3 separate regions of the Homo sapiens genome follow, and all the other regions are linked to region 1. A link is an interaction called in ENCODE POLR2A ChIA-PET data of the cell type or tissue named here. Cell type or tissue: A673. All regions are shown on one strand.

What was found. ChIA-PET counts read pairs that join two places held together with the same protein. Peaks named below come from ENCODE experiments on the same cell type or tissue, not always from the same donor. Only the 100,000 strongest peaks of a DNase experiment are listed, where the experiment ranks them.
Region 2: POLR2A ChIA-PET joins it to region 1 with 23 read pairs; 5 of 35 experiments call an interaction of 5 or more read pairs at or near these places.
Region 3: POLR2A ChIA-PET joins it to region 1 with 12 read pairs; 2 of 35 experiments call an interaction of 5 or more read pairs at or near these places.

What each region holds. Positions count from the first base shown.
Region 1 is chr2:176,651,950-176,659,949 of GRCh38, reverse strand. It overlaps LINC01117 (long intergenic non-protein coding RNA 1117), which reads right to left. Exons shown (of 4, transcript NR_110599.1): 3 at 4,430-4,486; 4 at 3,992-4,252. Among named protein-coding and RNA genes, the nearest start is that of LINC01117, 18 kb to the right of the region's middle. In A673, CTCF peaks have their summits at 2,777, 5,880 (motif pointing right), 7,219 and 7,425 (motif pointing right); DNase peaks (open chromatin) are centred at 3,329, 3,689, 5,899, 7,439 and 3 weaker places; H3K4me3 peaks cover 4,940 bases; H3K27ac peaks cover 8,000 bases.
Region 2 is chr2:177,150,070-177,158,069 of GRCh38, reverse strand. The region is part of intron 1 of LOC105373760 (a long non-coding RNA gene); the gene reads left to right. Among named protein-coding and RNA genes, the nearest start is that of MIR4444-1, 59 kb to the left of the region's middle. In A673, no CTCF peak of the experiment used is centred here; a DNase peak (open chromatin) is centred at 4,029.
Region 3 is chr2:176,542,536-176,550,535 of GRCh38, reverse strand. No RefSeq gene overlaps it. Among named protein-coding and RNA genes, the nearest start is that of NRAL, 39 kb to the right of the region's middle. In A673, no CTCF peak of the experiment used is centred here; no DNase peak of the experiment used is centred here.

The sequences.
Region 1 (8,000 bases):
TCTTGAAAGGATGAGCATAGGGGACCAGATTCTGGCTACAGGGAAACCCAGCTGGACCGCCTTAGCAGCAGTCATGATAAGACAGGACCAAATTTGTTTGTATGTTTTTTTTTTGCTTGCTCACATTTTAATGAAAAAAAAGGTATTTCCTGTGCTTTTTGTGTTTTTGAAGATTTTCAGCATCAAAATCTTATTGCTTTTGTTAGAAAAATAAACCATAAATATTTTAATGGTACAAACTTTGAATATGATAACTATTGCTCCTAAGACTATATGAATTTCCCTTAAAATATGATACACAGTTATATATATATATGTGCATGCATATATATTTTAAAAGAACCAGTAGATAGCACAGTACTTTAAAGAAAAAAAATGTGAATATTGATTTTTTTTCCCTAATGAGATATTACCTGGGAATCACAGCCAAGGTGAGACTATTTAGACCACTTGATCATTAACCTTTCTCCATATGTAAGTTCACAGACATCCAACTATAGAATGTGGTTACTGTATCTAAAGGGACCTCAAGTCTAATACAAACCCTTATTTTGAAAATGAATATTTCTATCTTATTTCTAAAGTACTCCAAAAGTTCTTAGGGCATCCTGTTCCCACGTTCAGTCACAACCACAGGTCATCAAGTCTTCCTGTGTCTTAAAAACACATTTTCTCCTGATGCAGTCTAAACCCATTTTCTTCTGTTCAGTCCAGTGAGATGGAGAAGGTTGACTGGTGTTCTGCAGAGTTCCACCTCACTGCCCATAGGTTGTTAATTTTGTCTCCCTTCAGCCTTCTCTTCTCCAGAATAAACAACCCACCTCCTTTCCTTGTGTACATAGTCTCCAATCCCTGTCATCATTTTCCTCTTCTATACGTGGATTCTATGCAATTTTCCTGCATATGTTTTAAGTTACAGACCCAAAGTGTAATATTCAAATAAAAGCCCAACCTACAATAAATTTGACACAAGGGTTATTTCCTAGCTGCAAATAATACTTGTCTTAACACAGCCCGGGATAATATCGCTTTCTTAATGCCATCACTAGGTTAATGACGCATATATTTCTGGAATGCCAGATCTTCTGCAGCCAAGTTTGTGTCAAATTATACCCTCTATCTAGACCCTTCTCCTACCATCTATTCTCCAAAGGAAGTCATTATTAATAAACTTACATTTTATTTCTTCCAGTGGTTTCTACTTTTAACTCCAAATAAATAATATGCCTGCATCTCTCTTTCTTGATTTTTCAGTCTTAGGTAGCCAGTACCTGCTGACTTCTCTGCATGAAAGATGAAGAATTTCATTCATTTATATGCCTTCCTTCCCTCCCCACCTGCTCCCCAATTTGGGCTAACTCATGATTTTTTAGTTCTTCAGTTGGATAGATGTATTCATTTCTGGATCTAGCAGCTTTAGAAAAGAGTTATTGACCTTAATACTCTCAGATAAGAAAGTTAACATACCTCATCATCTCTGGACTTCTGTCAGGGTATAGCTCTATACTGTCAAAGTTTATAATATTTATATTTTGTTTTATAGATATTATGACTACTGATATTATGGAAATGTTATTTATTACAGATACAGGAAGAAAATTAATCCTCTGTCACCAACTCATGCTATTCAAAATAGAATGTTCTAAGCATCACAGTCAGTAAAATACATTCTCTTAAACTCTAACAAACTCTCAAAATCATGCCACAATTTAGTTTACCTGTTATTTGAGTCCTGGATTTTTAGGCAGTGCTATAAATACTACAACTGGTTACAAGCAGTTAATTTAACAGATTAACTTAAGAAATTTGTTGGAAGGATATAAGGGTCACTCTCAACTCAAAGGAAAAGCTAAGGATTAAACATTAAAAGCAATGGTAAAAAACGCAATTACTTTTGACCAACGTAAATACAAACTTTGAAGATCTTTATACTATTAAACTAGAGAGAGAGAGAGAGCGAGTGAGCGAGAGAGTGCACTCATTACTGGAAAAGGGCATCTTACTGGCCCAGCTTGAATCACAAACTAGGTAGGGGCAGTGCCCCTCGACTAAGAGTCTCATCAAGGTTGCATGCAATGGTGAAGGATAGTTCTCAAAACAAAATCAAGATGCTGTCACCGGAAGAATAGAATCAGGGTAGACAAAACAACAGCATCTATTGCTTCCAATAGCACTTATCACATTTTCATTAATAAACAATTTGGGTAATTTTCTGTTTGATATTGTCCTTCCCAACCAGATTTTGTGTTCTATAAAGGAGAAGTTACATAGAGCATTCATTCTCTTAATTCACGTGCCTAGTAGTGTCTGACAAGTTACAAGCACTGACTAAACAGCTCTTGAATATTGTTGAATAAAAGCCAAGGGTTTCCAGGATGCACTGCCTAGACTATTTGTCATAGACTATTTGTATTATTTTATTTTAATAACAAGTATTTTCAGATGGCTGAATTACATATTAAAGAAGGGACTACTCTTTCCAAAGGCACGTTATCATGGAGGAATACAGCCTAAGTTTTCTATTACAAGTATTGTAAAAGAAGGGCACCTCTCCAAACTTTTGGATCATGGCAGGATACCATGATCTTGTCTGCATGCTACCCACACAACTGATGGTGTACAATCACCTGATCCAAAGAATTAGCCAGCAGTTTAAATTTTCATTATTCACTCAGGATGTCATAGTCAACAGCCTGGTGATCTCTGCAGTCAGGACTTGGTAATAGCACTACATAATACCTGGTCTAATATCTCCTCTGCAAGGACTCAGTCCTTCTCCTGACTCCTCTCCATGCCATCTTTCCCACTTCTTTCTTCTTCTTCCTTCCTTCTCCTTCTCTCTTCCTTCTCCCTTCCTCCCTTCCTCCCTCCTCCTCCTCCCTTTCTATCTTCTACATTTTTCTAGCTTCTACATTTTTCTCTGTGTTTCACTGGCACTCCTCCTCCCTCTGTGTTTCACTCCCCCTCATCCTCCCTCCCCCTCTCCCACCCTTTCCCCTCCTCCTCCTCCTCCTCCTCCTGAGACAGAGTTTTGCTCTGTTGTTCAGGCTGGAGTGCAGTGGTGCAATCATAACTCACTTCAGCCTTGATCTCCTGGGCTCAAGCGATCCTCCTGCTTCAGCCTTCCACGTATTTGGGACCACAGACATACACCATCAAACCTAGCTAATCTTTTTTTAATTTTTTTGTAGAGATGGAGTCTCATTTTGTTGCCCAGGCTGGTCTCAAACTTCTGGGCTCAAGTGATCCTCCTCATCCTTGGCCTCTGAAAAGTGCTGGGATTACAGACATGAACCATGGCATCCAGCCCTTGCCCACTTCTTAACAAACTGGGTGATAGTTATTTTTTTACAAACTTGCCTCTCCAACTAAACTGTGGACCCCATGAAGGAAGGAAGGAAGGAAGGAAGGAAGGAAGGAAGGAAGGAAGGAAGGAAGGAAGGAAGGAAGGAAAGAAGGGAGGGAGGGAAGAAAAAAGGAAGAAAGGAAGGAAGGAAGGAAGGAAGGAAGGAAGGAAGGAAGGAAAAACGGAAGGAAAGAGAGCTTTAGTTCTCTAAGCTGTAGAGAAAATTTAAGTTCTTTTTCAAAGAACTTAAAATTCATGGATTAGTCAGAGGGGTCTAATATCTCTAAATCAAATGATGACAAAAGAAAAAACAAAGAATGCAGAAATTATCCTCTTCCAGGGTTTCATTCCTTTATGTCAATCAAGAAAAATGTTAATAAGGAGGGTTCAGCAGGGGTCAGTAATTCCTCACTGATGTCACAAATTTAGCTTCACTTTTCAGAGGCTGTTCGTGGCCATGCTTGTGAAATTTGTAACTCACCTCTAGACAATAACTAATTATTACTGATTACTATGAAATAAGTCAACAAAGATTTTCTTGTTTACATTCTTATCAGACTGTATCAGAACCATCTGTTTTCAAGTTTGTTGTTGCTGGGTGTTTTTTTTTTTATCCCAAGGGATAGATTCTCCATATTGTTCTCTGAATATATGCATGCAAAACTGCCTTTTAATGCACAGTTGCAGTTTTCACTAAAACATTTGGGTAGGGGGGAAAAATCACATATGTTTTTGTGAAAGATGATGATAATAATTAGGTATCTTGCTGAATTTATTCTATCTTCAAATGAAGGATATGTTGGGGTCTGTCCCATCTCTAATTACCATCTCTTCGTTTGCATGGGGTGACTATTGATTTTGCGAAAAGCACATATGTGGAGCTTTCGACACTAAAGTAACTTCAACCTGGAAAACACAGTAAAGGACTCCATTAATATGAGAAAGAGTCTACAATTTTAAAACAAGCAATATGTGACCCCTTTGCTCCATTGTTCATTGACACCAATCTCCTGTGATACAAGCAATAACTTTGTTCCATTGTTAAGGAAGCAAGAGTGTAAGATTTTAAATACTGGTACTCACCAAGTTGCTACATGGCTTTGGGCAAGCAATTAACCTTTGGTGTCTCAGTGACTTCATCTGTAAAATAGGGATAGGGATTTTACACAGGTGTGATGCCTGGACTAATTAGTATAATTATCATTATTGATGGGAAAATAATGTTAGTCATTGATATCCCATCTCATGTTAGCACCTGGAGAATCACATATTTTCTCTATGTTGACTCCATTTTATAGGAGTCTGTAAAAAAATGATGACAAAAGCTACATATGAAAACTGGGACAATACAGTTAAAAAGGTCCATATCCACATAGGCTCATATCCTTAATGGATTATTTTTGAATTTGCATTTATCATTTAGATGCTTTCTAAAGTCAAACTGAACACATAAACTATGAAATTACAAGGAAATTTTTCAAGGCCCACATTCAACTGATAAGCTTCCTTGCAGCAAAATGCTTTCCAGTTCATTCACAGGTAACACCATGAGCTACTATAGAAGTTTAGGGTTGAGCAATAGAATTTAGGGTAATCAAAGTCAAGTAAAAGTATACACTGAAGACATTGCTCATATAACATTCCAGGATCCCCACTTGTGTGTGTATGTGCCCCGAAAGAACCCCAGCTCAAACAGTTAGGGACCAGGACAAACAACAGAGCTACATGAGAAGCCAACTCTGCAAGACTGGGGTCATTGAAGCTGGGGACAGTAGGGTGTCCTTATGCCAGAGCATGGGTAACAACTCATGGGGCAAGGAAAGGGACATGTTGAGAAAAACAAAAATGGCATTTCTCTTGGGGTTCATCTAGGACTCCTAAGTGCACTTACTATGATTCCTAGGTCAGGATGAAATAACTGCTTTAAAAAAAAGATTACCTCTACATGTTGGCAAAAGTGCCAGTGAAACACAGAGAAAAATGTAGAAGACAGAAAGTGCTCAAAAGATCAGTACTCAACACTATAACCTTGTATCCCTTACCATAGACTCATGTTCTTTCTAGGTCCAAAATTTCTTCTTTTGGCTTTAGTTCTTCCCAGCAGAAAATTCTCTTTTCTTGAGCTCAGTAGATGTCAAGCCTCAAATCTCCAATGTCTCCAAAGAAGCAGCCCTAAATTAGCCTCTTCACAAGTCATTCATACTAAGGACCGTAATCTTTTCCTCTATATTTGCCTCAAAATTATGGGCAACAACTTCCAAATGGAAACGCTGAAGCTGTTGCCATTTTCCTATTATCCTCACCTATCATATGAAACATAACAATTAGCATTTTTAGCAGGATTGAAACTGCTAACACAACTTCTCTATGTCTTACACCATTAAACTTGATGAGAAATCCCTTCATGATTAACATTCATCTCGCTGTATCGTGCTTGAAGGTTAATAATATCTACCATCTCCTGAGAGAGGGGGAGGGGAGCTCATTTATCAAATGAATAGCCGAGTGAGGCAGCCAGGAAAGGAAATTCCCCCCTCAGTCCACTAGAGGGTGGCTTGGCAGAGCCAAGGGAGGACGGCCGAGACAGAGAGGCACAGACAGCTTCCTGTCTTGTTCGCCTGCACTTTAGTTGGTAAGAAGAAGCAACATTAGTATTCATTGCTTTCTATTCCTCACCCTGGGTAGGCTTTCATTTCTATTACAGACACTTTACAAATGCCAGAAGTCAGCGCTGGCTGGGCCATGGCGTGGTGAGGGAAAAAAAAACTATAGAATTAGACTGCTTAAAAGAACATCCAGTCTAATTTCTTCTAAATCAACACTGGGTGAGATAAATACATATGTATTAACAGATCCTAAGTTTAAAACTTTCATAGATCATGTAGCAGTATGTGTGCACTTCAGATATGGATGTGGAGTGAATGTTGCATGTACATTATGGGGAATTATACATAATGCATAAAGAAATGTACCTAGCCTTTAGCACACCAGCTGTTTCTGCTTATAAGCCTGAGTTATCCATGAAATGCAGTAGACATTTTGTAGTAAATATCCTACTTGGTTGACTTTTTTTAGGCCTAGTCATCTATGCTGATTTATAGAATTAGGAAGAAATATAAATTTTAGCAATGAAAGATAGAATTTTAAAATTTCCCATATCAAAACATGTTGTGTTCTGAGAAAGAAGAGATGAGGAATTAGCCTGTTTTCGTGGTCTCTACATAGGTGATAAAGCAAAAAAGAATACGTTTTTCCTATCTGTAATATTGTTCAGTGTAGCAAACCCTTTTGCTTGTTACAGTACAGCAAATGGAGTGTTTAATTTGGGATTCAATGTAGTCTAGAGTCAAGGTGCAGCAGTTTTATTACAGAAATACAATTTTATTGGAGGCTGAAGATTTAATTTCCACCTTACGTAGAGAGCCATAAACGGCATGCCTGTTTTACATTTTGCATAGTATTTGATATATGTAATTCCTGGCCTAATTTTAGAGTTTGAAAAGGTGGAAGAATCACAATACGCAGATTCAAATTCTTCAACACTTCAGCCACAGATGACATTTTAAAATGAACAATTTTCTGTTTCTTAGTCATGGATTTGAAACCCTTGCTTCCCTCCCCGGAGCTCTGCACCACATCCTTTTCAGGTCTTCCTAACTAGGTGAGCCACAAAGCCACCTAAAGGATGCCCTCGAGTCGGAACAAATGCTTTCTTTGTTTAAATCTGTCTACTAGATGGCATTCTACTAAAACCTAAGATGATCAGATGATATGGATAGTTTGTCATCAATTGTACCTAGTATCTGTTAGGGTCATCTGTTAATATCTGTTCAGATGTATGTATTTTGAATAAAATAATTTGTAAACATATTGGAATGACTGAATGTGAAAGAAATAATCAAATAATGTTAGCTGTAAGCCTATATCCACACTGGAATCCAAATTTGGAGGATTTTGTCATTCTCTTTCCTTCAAACATATTCATTTTAGGAGACATACACACACGCACACGCGTTGCTCTTCCATCTGTTTGCCTTTGCAGCATTAGTTCTCTTCATCAACATTTCATACCTCCTCTTTACCACCAGGTGGAGCCCTTTGTTTATGGACATCTGTCCATTTCCTTTTTCTCAAAGATGCTACCAGATAAATAGCTCCAGAGCTAAAATACTGTTGCAAACACGAAAATTTAACACACAGAGATAAAAAGTAAAGCTTTTCAGGCACTGGTATAATAAACCTTGCTTTGAGTCCTATTGCTACTAGATTTAATGGCTTACACATTTTGCTATTTACAACTCCTGCACACCAAACAGCAGAAAATAATATTGTTGCGTGTGCCATAAACAGTGTTGCTGCAGGTCTATTTTATGTAGTACTATCGTTTTTATAATCTCAAATGTTTGGCAACTGCAGTCAAAAAGCAAAAAAAAAAAAAATCTAACCAAATACTATATGCTGTAAGCTTCAGTTGTCTTCAGTCTTAAAAATATATACCTCGTTGAGAAGAAAATATTTTTCTTCAGACAAAAGAGAGTGGTAATTCAGCTGTAATAGACAACAATGTAAAAATCTTCTCTTAGTCAAATTCATCTCTCCTTAATTTGAGATCCAGTTAAGGGTACGTCAAAATCCATTTTAGCTTTGATTCTAT
Region 2 (8,000 bases), 500 kb before region 1:
TCAGCCTTTGTACCAGGGTGGGGATAGAACTGTGAAACAGTTTTACCAGTTTGTCCTCTGTTCCCCTAGAATATATAGACTTTTTTGTTGTTGTTGTTGTTGTTTTTTTTTTTTGAAGCAGGGTCTCTCTCTGTAGCCCAGGCTGGAATGCAATGGCGTGATCATGGCTCATTGCAGCCTCAACCTCCCAAGCTCAAGCTATCCTCCCGCCTCAGCTTCACAAGTAGCTGGGACTACAGGCACATGCCACCATGCCTGGCTAATTTTTAAATTTTTTGTAGAGATGGGGTCTTGCTATGTTTCCCAGGCTGGTCTCTAACTCCTGGAGTCAAGCAATCCTCCCACCTTGGCCTCCCAATGTGTTGGGATTACAGGCATGAGCCACCATGCTCGGCCTAGTCTTGCTCTTTTACTTACTTTAATAAATGGTGAAATTTCATACCATTAGTAAGGAAGCTATTTTGGGACAGAATTTTTTTTTTTCTTCTGTTTGTCTTTGAATGGATGAAGAACTTCTGCATTCCTTAAATCCCCCTCATATCATACCAGACAAAGCAGTAGGCACCTTTGCTCACCAAACAGCTCAAGAAATGGTGGTAGGGTGAGTCATTCTTTTTTTTTTTTTGAGACAGAATCTCACTCTGTCGCCCAGGCTGGAGTGCAGTGGCATGATCTTGGCTCACTGCAAGCTCTGCCACCCGGGTTCAAGCTATTTTCCTGCCTCAGCCTCCTGAGTAGCTGGGACTACAGGCACCCACCACCACACCCGGCTAATTTTTCTATTTTTAGTAGAGACAGGGTTTCACCGTATTGGCCAGGCTGGTCTCGAACTCCTGACCTTGTGATCCGCCCTCCTTGGCCTCCCAAAGTGCTGGGATTACAGGTGTGAGCCACTGCGCCCAGCCAGGTGAGTCATTCTTATACCCACTCAGCACTCCGAGCATTTTTTTTTTTTCTTTTGAGACAGAGTCTTGCTCTGTTGTCCAGGATGGAGTGCAGTGGCACGATCTTGGCTCACTGAAACCTCTGCCTCCCCGGTTCAACTGATTCTCCTGCTCAGCCTCCAGAGTAGCTGGGATTACAGGTGCCTGCCACCATGCCTGGCTAATTTTTGTATTTTTCATAGAGACGGGGTTTCACCATCTTGGCCAGGCTGGTCTCGAACTCCTGACCTCAGGTGATCCACCCACATCGGCCTCCCAAAGTGCTGGGATGACAGGCGTGAGCCATGGTGCCCAGCCACTCTGGGCATATTTTGAGACTTCTACCAAATCAGCTTAATAGAATGATTAAACACCTCCTCCTTTGCCCCAGCTCAAATGAATCCAAGCCTATTAGATAAGTGGATTTGATGTTTTCATGTTTTCCTTTGCTCAGCTCTTGGCTAAAATTACATTTTCAGATAACTCACATAAAAAAGATGTGCCTTTTCATGTTAATGTATTTATGCAACTTCCAGCTTTATGAGAAAGTAAAAATTTCATTTTTACTGTTTCTGCTACTAAACCCAAACTGATCTTCTTTGCTTTAAAAAGGAGATATTTAGAATAAACAATTCTAGGCTGGGTGAGGTGGCTCACGCCTGTAGTCCCAATGCTTTGGGAGGCTGTGGCAGAATTTAGTCCAGGAGTTTGAGACCAGCCTGGGCAACAGTGAGACCCCATCTCTAGAAACAAACACAAACAAGCAAGCAAACAACAACAACAACAAAAAGCTGGCTCATGCCTATAATCTAATCCCAGCAGTTTGAGAGGCCAAGGTGAGAGGATCACTTGAGCCCAGGAGTTCAAGACCAGCCTGGGTAACATAGCAACACCCCATCTCTACAAATAATTAAAAAATTAGCTGAGTTTGCTGGCATGTCCCTGTGGTCCCAGGTACTCGGCAGGCTGAGGTGGAAAGATCACTTGAGTCTAGGAAGTTTCAGTGAGCTGTGATCATGCCACTGCACTCCAGCCTGGGTGAAAGAGCAAGGCCCTGTCTCAAAAAAAAAAAAAAAAAAAAAAAAGAAAAGCATTTCTAAATCATTCCTCAAACTAGTTTTTAGTAAAAAGCTATCTTCAAAGTAATAATCTACATCCTGGATCCTGAGAATGATCATTCAAAAGCAAAGCAACAATTTTAGAGACTTGGGAGTCCCATTTTAGAAGATTTGTTTCCAGAGTCCTCCTTATTTCCTGAACTAGAAAATAAGAGACTTCCATTGGCTTATCCATCTTCAGGTAACCATTCACTTATAAACATGCTGATGACTCAGTGAATTGAATCAATCTACACAGGCAGTCATCCATACAAGCCTTTATTTGCTTTAGGAAATCTGTTAGCTAATGAATTTTGATGTGTTTTTATAAATTTTTATGAAGTAGACAGACTAAACTTAGTTTATTATATTTCAGTATGGATTTGACAATGCCTTTGATTGACCTCGCAGCTGCTCATCACACAAAAGTACCTAAAATTGATACACTTCAGTCATTAGGATAAACTCCAGGAAAAGTTTTCCTTTCTTTCCATTTTATTTTATTTTTTGAGACGAAGTCTCACTCTTGTTGCCTAGGCTGGAGTGCAATGGCATGATCTTGGATCACTGCAACCTCTGCCTCCCAAGTTCAAGTGACTCTTCTGCCTCAGCCTCCCAAGTAGCTGGGATTACAGGCATGCGACACCATGCCCGTATTTTTATTTTTAGTAGAGACAGGGTTTTGCCATCTTAGCCAGGCTGTTCTTGAACTCCTGACCTCATGTGATCCTCCCGCCTCGGCCTCCCAAAGTGCTGGGATTATAGGTGTGAGCCAGCATGCTCAGCCAAAAGTTTTCCTTTCTAATCAAATGAGGAAATTTTATTGAGATAAGAATGGGCATGGTGGCTCAGTGCTTAGGGAGGCTGAGGTGGGTGGATCACTTGAGTCTAGGAATTTGAGACCAACCTGGGCAACAAGGCAAAACCCCATCTCTACAAAAAATATAAAAATAAAAAAAAATTAGTTTGTTGTGGTGCTGTGCACCTTTAGTCCCAGCAACTTGCGGGGCTGATGTGGGAGGATCACTTGAGGCTGGGAGGCAGAGAGGTTGCAGTGAGCCTGGATTGCACCACTGCATTCCAGCCTGGGTGACCAGAGCAGGACTCTGTCTCAAAAAAGAAAAAAAAAAAAAAAAAAGAAAGAAAAAGAAGAGATGGGAAAGTCAGACCTGTTGGTGAAATGAGTTAGGCAGTGAATTGAACCAAAATGTAAAGTTCTATGTTTTTAGCTAATAGGAAATAAAATATACTGAGGGTTTGGTAACCTCTTAGGACTTTGAACCCATGTATAATTACATTGCTTGATAGTTTTCCCCCCAATACCATCTAATCTGAAGTTATAGCAAATAAAATACAAATTAAACAATGCTAAAAATATTTTTATCTTAAATCTCTGTTCCATAAGTAAATTTAAAAACTTTAGGAGTCTGCAAAAATGTACTATTTTAATAATTCACTCTTTTTTAATCTTTAAAGTGAAAGCAAGTTTATTAGGAAAGAAAAGGAATAAAAGAATGGCTACCCCATAGACAGAGCAGCCCCAATAATTCATTCTTTGCAAAGCTTTCTGGGGTATGATGATGCTTAACAGACTGGGTCAGTTGCAAAAATAGTTTTGCAAATGTTGGTATAAAAATAAGTAATATATGTAGAAAGCAGATAAAACTTATTTGGTGACAACTAGATTATAATGATGCAATTTTAAGTTTCAGATAGTCTCAACTTAAATCTTTAGTGAAATACATTAGTTTTTCAAATGATCAGAACTCAGCAAAATATATATGAATGTGAGATGAAGGGTGCTAAAATTTCCCCCCCCTGGATTTTTTTTAAAACAACTACATTAAAGAGTTACTACCCTTTGAGAATAAGGATATTATTTTCTTTTTGAAGGGAAACACTGTACTCTATAGAATGACTTGTACTGTCTTTTGTGCCATTATTAATACATTTCCTGTTTAAGGAAATGACTTTTTTTTTTTAACATGATAGTTTAAACTTCAAAATAAGTGCTATTGACTTTTAAAATGTCTTATCTTACTAATGTCATTCTGGGCATGAAGAATAAAGTGTGGAAAATGCTTGTCATAATAATCCTATTGTCATGAGATTCTCCTTTTTGAATAAAATAGCTCACATTTGTTGTTTCTTTTCTGGGGAGTGGCAATTGGGAAAGGGGAAAGTAAGTTTTGTAGATAAAGCAAACAGATCCCTCACTTTTAGATTAGTGAAGGATATGGTGATTTTTAAAAATACAAATATATACTATACCTATAATATATATTAAATGTCAGATATATCTTCCAGAGATCTTGCCTTCTTATTTACAATGGCCATACAAATGTCCTCATATAGTTCTATTTAATTGATTCTGTTTCCTTCATTTCTGTTTTTCTGTTCTTTCCTTTCAGTCAGCTTCCTCAGGTTGAATATTTTTCTGTTCTTATTGCCTTCTTCAAAACCACCATTTAAACTTTAATAAGATTCAAATTGAGATATTAAGCACAGAAAATAGGAAAAGTTTTAACTGAATTTTTTACGTTATATACTTGAAGCATGTTTCATGAATGAATAACATATGATTTACATGCATTTAAAATAGTATGTAGATTGCACGATGAAAATGCTATCATTTACTGAGTGGAATCTATATTTTCATTTAATTTAATATTTTTCACTTATGAAATAAGCAAGGTAGTTATGCAGCATATGTATATATATATATGCATATGTTTTATAAAAGCATACGTTTTAAAGTTTTTCCTTTTGGGAAAAAATACATACTTGAATATAGTTATTGAGGCCTTACTCTTTTTTTTTTTTTTTTGAGGTGGACTCTCACTCCATCACCCAGGCTGGAGTGCAGTGGGACCATGTTGGCTCACTGCAACCTCCATCTCTTGGGCCCAAGCAATTCTCCTGCCTCAGCTTCCCAAGTAGCTGGGATTATAGGTGCTCACTACCATGCCCGGCTAATTTTTTTATGTTTTTAGTAGAGATGGGGTTTCACCATGTTGGCCAGGCTGGTCTCGAACTCCTGACCTCAGGTGATCCACCCGCCTCGGCCTCCCAAAGTGCTGGGATTACAGGCGTGAGCCACCGCGCCTGGCCGAGGCCTTACTCTTAAAACCAAGGTGACCCTTAGTTTTGAAAAGTACAGAGCACTATAATGAATGATTAACAAATTATGCTCTGCAAAACAAAACTTAGTTGTGCATTAATACTAGTAGATACTATTTCTGCATTCTTATTTGTGCTAGGCAATGTGCTAAATGCTTTATGTACATTAACCTCATTTTAGTTCATTTAACTTCACAAGAAAGCCGTTGGTTAGGAATTTTTACCCTCATTTTACAGGTGGGAAAACGGAAACAGAGTTGAGTGACTTACTCAAGGTCTCAGAGTTAGTCAGTGGTAAAGTTAGTATTTGGATTCATGGCTATCCAATTACCCATACAGCATATTGAACAAGATCAAGAGGTTTAAAATACCTGTAAAATTTTTGATTAGTTAAATATGATGTGGAAAAATATAATAATGATGGCAATAAATAACCAATAAATGTTAGAAGACAGAGTTTAAGAGACAAGGATATGATACATAACCCCTTTTCTCCTGTAGAAGTAGATGAGGAAGTTATAGTAGAGGAGATGCGATGATAGTTCTGTAAAACTGTGAAGTAAGCATTGATTATTTGCTTGATTCATTAATTTACTTAACTAGGTTTTTGTTGGCCACTCTGTTGGGTGGTGGTATAGAAAGATCAGTAGGAAAGGTGCCTGCCTTTACAGAGTTGGCAGTCTTTTGAGTATGTAGACCATCCATGGGTAAATAGTGCAGAGGTTCAAGAATGATCATAGATTGTACTGATTACAAAGGAAGGTATATAATGTAGAAAGAGGTGCATGGTGGGTGGGAGGGAGACCTGTCCTGAGTTTTAAAGTTCATTATGTGAGGCAGGTAATATGGTCAAGATTCCAGGTAGAGAAAACAGGTGGTAGAAAGCCAAGAAGGTCCAAATGAGAGTGGGTAGGTTAGTGCAGTAATTGATGAGCCCGAAGACAGACAGATAGAAAGACTAGATCTTCCATGGCTGAACAAGATAGAGGTTGCTATAAGGCTGTGGGGAAGAGGCATGGTGAGATCCACATGTTAGGACAAATGCACTGGCTGCAGTGTGGAGAGAGGGTTGGAAAGGGGCCATGCTGGAGAAAACCAGTTAGGAGGCTGTTGCAGACAGGAGGAAAGTGACAAGGGCCTGATAGTGGGCAATGATGGGGGTTTTAGTGAGAAGGGGACAGCCCAGGTTATCAAAGAAAACGAGAAGAAAAGTTTCAAGGAGGAAGAAAAAGTAAATAGTATCAAATGATGTAGAGAAAAGATATTCATTGGGTTGAATAACAAGATCTCTGGTGACTCTTGCTAGAGAAGCAAGTGTTAGTGGTTCACAGAGAAGCCCATGGGGTGGAGGAGTGACCCAAGGGTGAGTGGGAAGGAAACACAGTGAGTGCCCAGTGTTTTCCTTTGCTACTCCCTGTGCTGATTTCCTCCTCTACTTCCAATCTCGGGAAAGAAAAAAAACACTTATTGGACAATTAGTGAAAACTAGTGCGTGCTGTAAGCCTCAAAATGACCCTATGATGTTGGGCCCACTGTGATCTTTATTTTCTAGGTGGGGAACAAAGAGCTTGAGAGATTTATACCCCAGCCCAAGATCCACAGTCATTAAATGGCAGGGCTCTAGTTCAAATCCAGGTCAGTGTGATTCCAGAGCTCACAGTCTCACCACTACTCTCTTCTAGAATTTACAGTCTTCATGCTTTGCTCTTCTCTCCTTCCCTCTCAAGACTGCAATCATGGAGCTGATAGACTTATTTTCACCAAAACATAAATGATGGGCACAGCTTATTATGTTTTTTTTCTGGATGCATTTTGAAATGACCATTGGATGTACTTCTTTTGCATTTTTATTGTGAAATACAGAACCAGTTTTGGCACTTTATGTAAGTGGAATCATTTGTATTCTTCTGTGTCTTGCTGCTTTTGCTCAAAATTGTATTTTGCGATTCATCCATGTTGAGTGTGGCATTAGTGCATTCATTTTCAATGCTGAATAATATTTCCTTACGTGAATTTACCATGTTATTTGCCATGCTATTTTATTCTTTAGGGACTTGTGGGTTATTTCTAGTGTTGAACAATTGTGACCGATGTTGTCTCTTTTTTTAAAAGTTCATTTTTCTGTTCAAGAAGGTCTAAGAATGTGATTTTAAACATCTTTAAATATTTTAGGAGGTCAGGATCCCTTTCCAATTCCCTTGAAATGAAACCTGACAAGTGGTTCCTGTGGGTTCCTGATTTGCTTACTCATGAGACCAAACCTGAGAAGTCTGAGGAGCATTTCTAAATTAAAATGTTTAAATAGGTCAGGTGAACTGAAAAAACAAAGAAACAGTTATTACCAGATCTCCCATTTCCCCTAGCTCTTCCACTTCATTGTTGCAATCTTAGCGAAATGCAGTCAGCTTGCATATTTTCCTGCATCGGTCCTTTGATCAGTAAAGTAATTTCTTTTCCTTCCTTTGTGCAAATCTTTTGATTATAGTAAGTTCATTCTTTAAAGACCAAACGTGGTAAAAAATATTAACAACTTGAATAATTTTAGCAACTATCTAAAATAACTTATTTTGCAGGGGATAAAACTAGAAATATTTACTTTTATAAAGTGAATCATCAAAATATAATACAACCAGTAATAAGATCATAGTGTATCATATATTTTAATAACAACATATAAGATAGACACAGTGTAGTATAGAAGTTCAGGGTATAGGCTCTGGAGTCAGAAAGACCAGGTTCAAATTTCAGTTCCACTTCTTACTGCCCATGTCAATGTGGTGAATTTCTTAACCTTCTAGAAGTAGCTTTCCTCAATTATAAAATAAGGATAATAGTAGTATCTATTTTAATAGGGCCATTG
Region 3 (8,000 bases), 110 kb after region 1:
TAACCCATGTCTTTAAAGACACTAGGTCTTCTGTGTAGACAATACATGGAGGTGATGAAGAGTTCATGCAAAATACCAGCTAGGTGTTTATTGCTGTAGGCAGGTCACAGAAGGATGATGGCTTTGACTAGGGTGGTGCTTGTGAAATTTGGGAGAAGCATAAGACCCTAGGAGTATTTGGTAGATGGAAACAAAAGGACTTGATGGTTTCATGAATATGGGTAGAAGTGGTTACAGAGAAGATGGTGTTAGGATGATTCCTTGGTTTCTGGCATGAACGACTAGGGTCCGTTTGTGACATGCACAGAAATGGAAAGACTAACAAAAAAGCAGAATTGGGAGGTGAGTACCACTGTTTGGAATTGTTACTGCAATTGTTTCTGTTTATGAGGCTGATCTTGCAACTGTCTGAGACTATTTTCTAAGATGAGACTTAGGATATATTATCATAAACAACAAATTCAGTAGGTAATGAGGATAAAGAACAAAACCACCCAGAACTGATCAATTCCAGTCAGACTCCTTTGAAGTAGGTTAATGCAGGCTTGAGTTGGGATCCTCCTACAAATCTGCTTCCAGGGGCAATGTCCATTGCTAAGCGCGTGTCAGGGGAGTGTCAGGACAGGAGAGCTTCTAACCTTGTCCCACATAAGGGCTAGATCATACAGGAACTAAGGAAATCCTCTAATCTGAGCCAATACAGGACTCAGGAAACCAGGGAGAGGAAGCAAGTATATCCAGTTTTCCTTGCATCCCTGGACTTAAGGGGCTTTTAGAGTGACTTAGGCCCCACTGTTCCTCTCCCCACAGACATGGCACCGTCATCACAGTGATCAGTTAGACATAGGTCTTAGGAACTCCTTTGCTAAAAGCATTGAGAAAATGAGACCCTTCCTTGGTCTCATAAATGGTCTAGTATCAAACAAAAATAAGCAAATTTGAGAAACATAATATTTTATTGATTATTATACTTATCCTAACAGTTATAAACCTACAGGTATTGTAACAGAGACTTTGTTTTCTTCCAATTTCCACTCTTTCCTCCTTCCACAGTGAGGGGACTACAATTTTTGGTGAGTTGTGATAGAAGCTTGGACTAGGTTTATGGTGGTAGAGATGAAGAGATGTGGTGGGCAAGAGAGCTGCCTAAGAAGTAAAACCAGCAGAAGCTGGTGGGAGGTGGATATCAGCAATGAAGGAGACGGAAGGATTCCAGATGACCCCTATGTGTCTGACTTGCAAAAGAGAACAAATAGGGATGCTGTTTCTAGAGAGAGAAAAGACCAGGTTTGGAAGGGGAGGTCATGAGTTCCATTTTGGATCTGTTGACCCCCATGAAGAGATAGGAAGGAGATGGCTGGGTATACAAGTCTGGAGTTGGAAAGTCTCGACCTGGGCAGGAAATATAAATTTGTCAGTCATCTGACTATAGAAAGATCACCTAGGGAAAGATCACTGAGGGAAAAGGCAAGAAGGTCTTATGGAATGCTAGTTTATCTTGATTAGGTACTGAAGGATGACTTGCTGAGGAGAATGAATAGAAGAGGTAAAAGATGAAGGAGATAACTAAGTTTCCACATGATTATAGAAATCACAGGAAGAAAGTATTTCACGTAGGAGGGGCTGGCTGTGGCATAAGATACTTCTGAGAGTTTAAGTAAAATGGACTGAAAAATAGCCCTTAAATCCAGTCATTGCAGGCCACTGGTGACTCTGGGAGAACTGTTTGCACTGATGAGGGAAGACAAATTAAGCTGAATTGTAGTGACTGGTGTGTGAGAAATAGAGCCAGCAAGTATAAGCAGCTCCCCGTTTACCTTGCCAAAGACTCCTCTTGTCAGTCACTATTATTTATTAGTCAAGATCAGATATTCCTCATAGAACAGTCCTTTATATAAAGATCACTGTTACCATCAAGAGTAACACTGTCTGGGGCACAGTTTTCAGTTCTTTATTGTTTTAAGATGATGTTCATGTTTGATGAAACGAGTTTAAGTTGCTTTTATGGCAACAAAGATAGAGGTGAACACTAATTTGTTCACTGCCTTTTACTCAGTCCCTTTTGTAAGAAGGTTGAACATAAATAGGTTAGGACTGCAGCCTGTGGCCATGGTAGTGACTGAAGCCTCCGTTGGGTTTTTCTGTCTAGTGTGCTTGGTTCTCCTCCCATTAGCATGCATACAATCCATGGAAGTCCCTGGTTGTGGGTAGCGAGTTAATAAGGAATCTAATAACAGGATCCCTGCTCTGTGGGCTGATATAAAAAAAGAAAAAAAGCAAATGCACACATTAAGGGCAAATCAAGAAACCATTCTTTTATTCAAGGCCAACCACATAAACCTATGCAGAATATTCAAGATCAGAGTTGGTGGGGAAAGGAATAAAAGATAGAGGTGGTGAATTGGATAAATGGAATGTATCTACCAAAAAAAGGGTCCTCAAGAAAAGGCTTTAAAATGAGAATTCTATAGTTTGGCACAGACAAGAAAGGCTATCTATAGCGGAGGAGAATGGAATACTTGGAAATGGCTTGTACATCAGCGGGACAAAAACAAACAAGGTCTGAGGAGTCAATTCTAGCTCCAGGGTTTCTATGGGTCCACAACCCCAATCAGCAATCCCCAAATTGAAAAGTCTCTGAAAACTGAATATTTTTCCCAAACTCATTTGGCCATTGATACTGACTTGATTGGAATATATTTGGTGACAAAACCTGACCTGAAAAGATGTGAAGATATTTACCATTATCCCACTTTATGGTAAGCAATCATATATTTTACTGAAGAAATATTAATGTGTTTGATTATGGAGTGCTGCCCAGAGTCCACTGGGGGTATTAGGTACCATAAATACAGACAGCTCTGAATGATCTTTCTAAAACATGGAAAATTCTGAACTCTGAAACATATCTGGCCCCAAGGATCTAGATAAATCATTTAGACCTGAAATGGGAGGGCCAAGAGGACTACATGCCTGGGAGTGTCAGAACCATGAATATAGAGCCTACAGAGAGACCACAGCCAGGGCAAGAGGTCCACCTTCGTGGAGCACAGATGGGGCCTGTGCTCACATAATACTGTGAGTCCTCAAATAGTCATCAGAATCAACCTGGGGCTGGCCCTAGCCCCCTGTTCTGGTGAGAGGAAAGTCTAATGGCTCCTGATGGTCTCTAGTCAGGAGATCCATGTTTTCTGAGGGCCTGCTGCATGCCAGGCACAACTCATTAACTCATTTTCTTCCTCATACGCGCCCTCTGAGAAGGGGAAATAAGGATCAGCAAATAAAGTCACAGAGTAAATGGCACAGTTGGGGATCAAACCAGGTCTGTTTGATGATGCCAAAGGCCATTCATGGCCCATTACACCATGCAGATCTCTTGTTGAATATAAGTCAATTGGCAGCAGGCTAAAGAGAGCAATTCTAGCAAATGCTTATGGAATATATTCTATATGCAGGCTTGTTTCATTTGCAAAGAATCAAGCTGGGTTGGTGTACTATGACCACCATTTTCCAGGAGGAGAAATTGAGGCTTAGGAGAGGAGAAGTAATGTGTTTGATGTCTTCCGATAAGTGGTGGAGCTGGATTTGAAACCAACATCTCTCTCTCTCCAGACCTAGCCTTGCTACCCTGCATGTTATGCCTCCTCCTGAGCACAGACTGCTGATGCCAGTGGATGGAAATTTAAACACACACAAACATACAACCTCTTTCCTTAAGAGCCATGTGATTAACCAGAGTGAAGTGTCAGTGGCCTTCTGGGATCTCTCTGATGGGTGAATGGATAAAGGTCATAGCGACGACCACAGAAACCTGTTTAGTATCAGCGGATAACATTGCCTGTCACTTTAAATGAGCCAGAGACCTCCAGACACTCCAGCAAGTCTCCCATTGCACAGGAGAGCAGCTTCAACATCAAAAGAGAAAGAGATATAGGCAAAGGAGGGGGAGGCGTGCTTTTCTTCAGCTGTTGATGGCTGGTCAGGTGAATCTAATGGCTTATTAATAAGAAGCAATTAATTGTGTAGCCAGCCCAGTAGTTCTAAGAAATGAAATCCCAAATCTGATACGTGAAGGGCATCAGGGATTGAATAACTGTTAAAAAGCAGTTTCTGGCACTGCTTTGCATCAATAAAGATGTAAAGAACAAAGGAATAATGTGCAACTACTGCACGATCAATAGACGTTTGAAATACAAAAGCTGAGAAAGTGAAGAAGCATGGAACCTCGTCAAATGTTAATGTCTGCTTTCCAGAAGGGAAATCAGAATGTGGGGACAGAGTTGGAAAGGAGCTCAAAAGGTCATCCTGTTCCACAGCTTACGTTCTCTCCAGCAGTGGACAGCTAGCCTCTTATTTTAAAAGTCCAGAGAATTATGACAGACTGTATTCCAGAGAAATGGGAGAATGTGCATTTACTTATTGCAGGTACTGGACAGTTGGCCCATCAGGAGAAGTAAATCAGATCCCCAAACAATGAAATACAAATAATTTCTGGACTCATTAGACCTCCTCTCATGAACAAGACTGACAGCTGCCTACATTCCACAAGAAATCACAGGAAATCAAAATTTCAGCCAAAAACAGTCTGGACCTCGTAATAGAAATTCTTATTCTAAGGCCAGAACTCATAAATTTCAGCTACTTAAATGAAGGCATCCAGAGGCCACTTGGGGAATCCCCTGGTCAGTGTGGTAGTTGTGACAGCCTGTGCTACTTGGCAGGAAATAATATCCACATGGAATGGATGATGGTAGTTTATGGCCATAAACTAAGAGAATTCTAATGCCAGACTGAAATTAAAACACACACACACACACGCACACACACACATACACATTTAGAGAGTCCAGGGATGTGAGAGACATTGGACAATAGCATTTGCATCACAAATCAATTTGTTGGCTAAGCCTAAAATGTGTAAGATTTCCATTTTCACATAATTTGCACCAGCAATGTCTCTGCTTCTATTATGTCCTCAGTTCCTATTAATAAGGCAAAAGGAAGATTCTTTATAAAATGTTTGGAATGTTGTGAGGTTTCGGAACCCCTTGGGAACACAAGGCATACTAATGGAACAGATGTAATGATCTCTGTATCACACAATGCTGGTTGCTTAGAAACATCCCCCAAAGATTAGTGGATGCTGTTTTTGTCCATACTCCTAATTTCTGAGCCTTTTACACTTGTCCATTTAATTAAAGAAAGGATATGTGAAATTTACATCTGTTCAGACATTGCTTCTTTTCTGGGTGCTTTTCAGGGAAGTGCCAAAGAATTCAGAGAACCTAGGGCATTGTTTCATTGGTTGTCAGAGCATTCCTGAGAGGTTGAATACATTTGGTAGTGAGTACTGCCCGTATCAGTGTTGTAGCTGAGGAAATCAAATCAAAGAATTGGGGTAGAGACCAACATTTGGAACAGTGACCCCTTTGTTTCAGCCTAGGAGACTATCTTGGTAAAAACAATCCTCTTTATGAGACATAAAGCTGCCAAGAAAGGCTATTTGTAATGAGTCTTTTTCCTTAGTTACAAGATTGAATTCTAAATTAGTTGAATCTCATGGGCCTTAAATATAAAACTGGCTGACACAACCTAATTTTAATATGGCAATGCACCGTAGGATGTTTGAAATGTATGAAAGCGATTAGGTTTTAGCTCTGTTTTGCAAAGGGGTTTGATACCTATTTGCACTTAGGCAGCCTAACCTCTGAAAGACTGGTCACTCTGTAAGTTGGAGCTATATCCAGCTGGAAAAGAGGAACTGCTGGTATCTCTGGGATGGCATGAAGCAACAAGACATGCATGGCTGCTACCATGGTGCCGTCTGAGATCCAAACTATCTTTTCATCCTAGAACACAAAAGGACGGGCTCAGTGTCTTGGGGACATCCAACTAGTTGGAGTGACTAATTAGAATGCTCTATACCCTGCCTGTATGGTGAGAAATACTTTACATTTTTCTTTAAATACATACACATTCTCCATTTTCTTCTCCACTGGGTCATGGGAAGGAAGAGGGTGGCATTAAAACATGCTCATGCTTTATCGTGTCTGTGGGTCTGTAAAGGATCCCTCATTAAAAAGAAGAAAAATCTGGTTTAAGTTCAACTTCTGGAACTAGAAAGTTAATATTTGATTAGAAAAATAAAAAAATCAGAGTAACAGAAAGTATTCCTAGAATCTCATCACGTTATAAGGTCTTATGAACACATTATATCTCTTGAGAGGAAAGGAAGAAATGCCAGACCTACTCACTTCCATTTGGCTTTTTGAGAAGGATCCAGAAAAGTACAATGACTGTAAAGATACAGGTATATACATATATATATATTTTTTTTTCTCTCTCTCCCAGTTACTCTTTTTGTTTGGTGTTTATGTGAAATTGCAGGAAGAGTCACTATTAGTGAACATACATTGAGCGTCAAAGACGTGCCAAGGGAATTCTGAAGTACAGAAAGAAACATAATATTGTGAGCCAACAGATTCATGCACGCACATATTTTATTGTATGTATGCTATGATGTTTTTATGCATTGAGCCCATGTTATAAATCAAGTAAATAAACAAATATACTTGGCAATAGCTCATGTGCATCTGTGGACTGTTTAGACAATTGCAAATGAAAACGATTGCTTTTTCTTTTTGTGTTTACCAAACTTGTTAGTTTTAAGATGCGGACTGCCTGCTTTTTTTTCCCAGGGTTTAAATGTTAAAACTCTTGTGATGAAAACAGAATAAATGAATTGATAAACTAGAAAACAGTTTATGAAATTGAACTGCAAAATATGCTCTTTGCCTCATATACAATGTTATATTGTGTTTATAACTGTAAACACCCTGCAGTCATCGCCATGTGCGTGCTGGATTGGAGAAACAGTTGAAACTTGTACAATGGTGATTTTTTTCTATTGATTTACAGATTGAAATAACAGAAGCCATCTCTGATTTTTGAAAGTACAAGCTGAAGAACTGAAAAGATGAGAACTCCTTCATTGCCTGGGAGTTAGAATCAGAGATAATGACACAACTGGAAAACCAAGAGGAAAACATATGAGACTGATATTCTCAAAGTATAATCTTGAAAAAGAAATGAGTCAAGCACATGCATGGTCAGGCAATGTACTCATGCAGTGGACCTCTGGTGTTCTGGCTGGCCAGAGTCACCTTTTCCTTGTTCTGGTAGCCATAGCTTTGGTTTCCTGGGAGGAATCACCTCCCTTAACCTCAGTGTACACTGAGATTGGGCACACTCCAGCACCTGAAGGAGACGTGTAACCCAAGCTTTTGCCATGAACATATTTCCTCTCTTTGGCCACAGTGATTGTCTCAGGAGAAGGCACAAAACTCCACTCTGGTCAGTAATAATCAGACTGAGCTGCACATGAACCCAGGAGGGTGTAAGACTGAAGGTGCTGGGGGCCATCCTAAGAAGAGGATCCCTCCAAGAGTTAAGCCAACAAAAGGGAGAGTGAGTAAGAGACTGAGTCCACATAAATTTGAACTCCAGAGTCTAGCCATGCCTAAAGCCAGAATTTCTCCTAGTTTTTAGAATTATTATATAATGTCTTAAATCTTTTTTTTTTTAAACCTAATGTTACCTTAAAGGTGACTTTTTTGTCCTTTGTAACCAAGACAGTCCTGTTGGGTATACTCCAAAATAATGAACATGAACCAGAGTGAGATAGTGAGTATAAAGTCTGAATCTATTGTCTGGCAGGTGACACAAAAGAACTCCCATCTGTGCTCTGGATGAACCAAGACCCTTTCCTTGCTGGGTCCATGTGCTAAACATAGAGTGAGTTAGAGGAAGAAGGATATGATGAAAGATTACAAGGTCATGTTGGGAAAAATCATCTCCAGGCTGAGAGGGGTTGGCACAAACTGAAGTTTGAAATGACACAATCTCTGGTTTATCCACTGCCAACAGCAAATAAATAAAGGAGAAGACATAAAATGGAGACCAGCTGGTGGACGTGTTTTAGATTTGCAGAGCATCAGAGC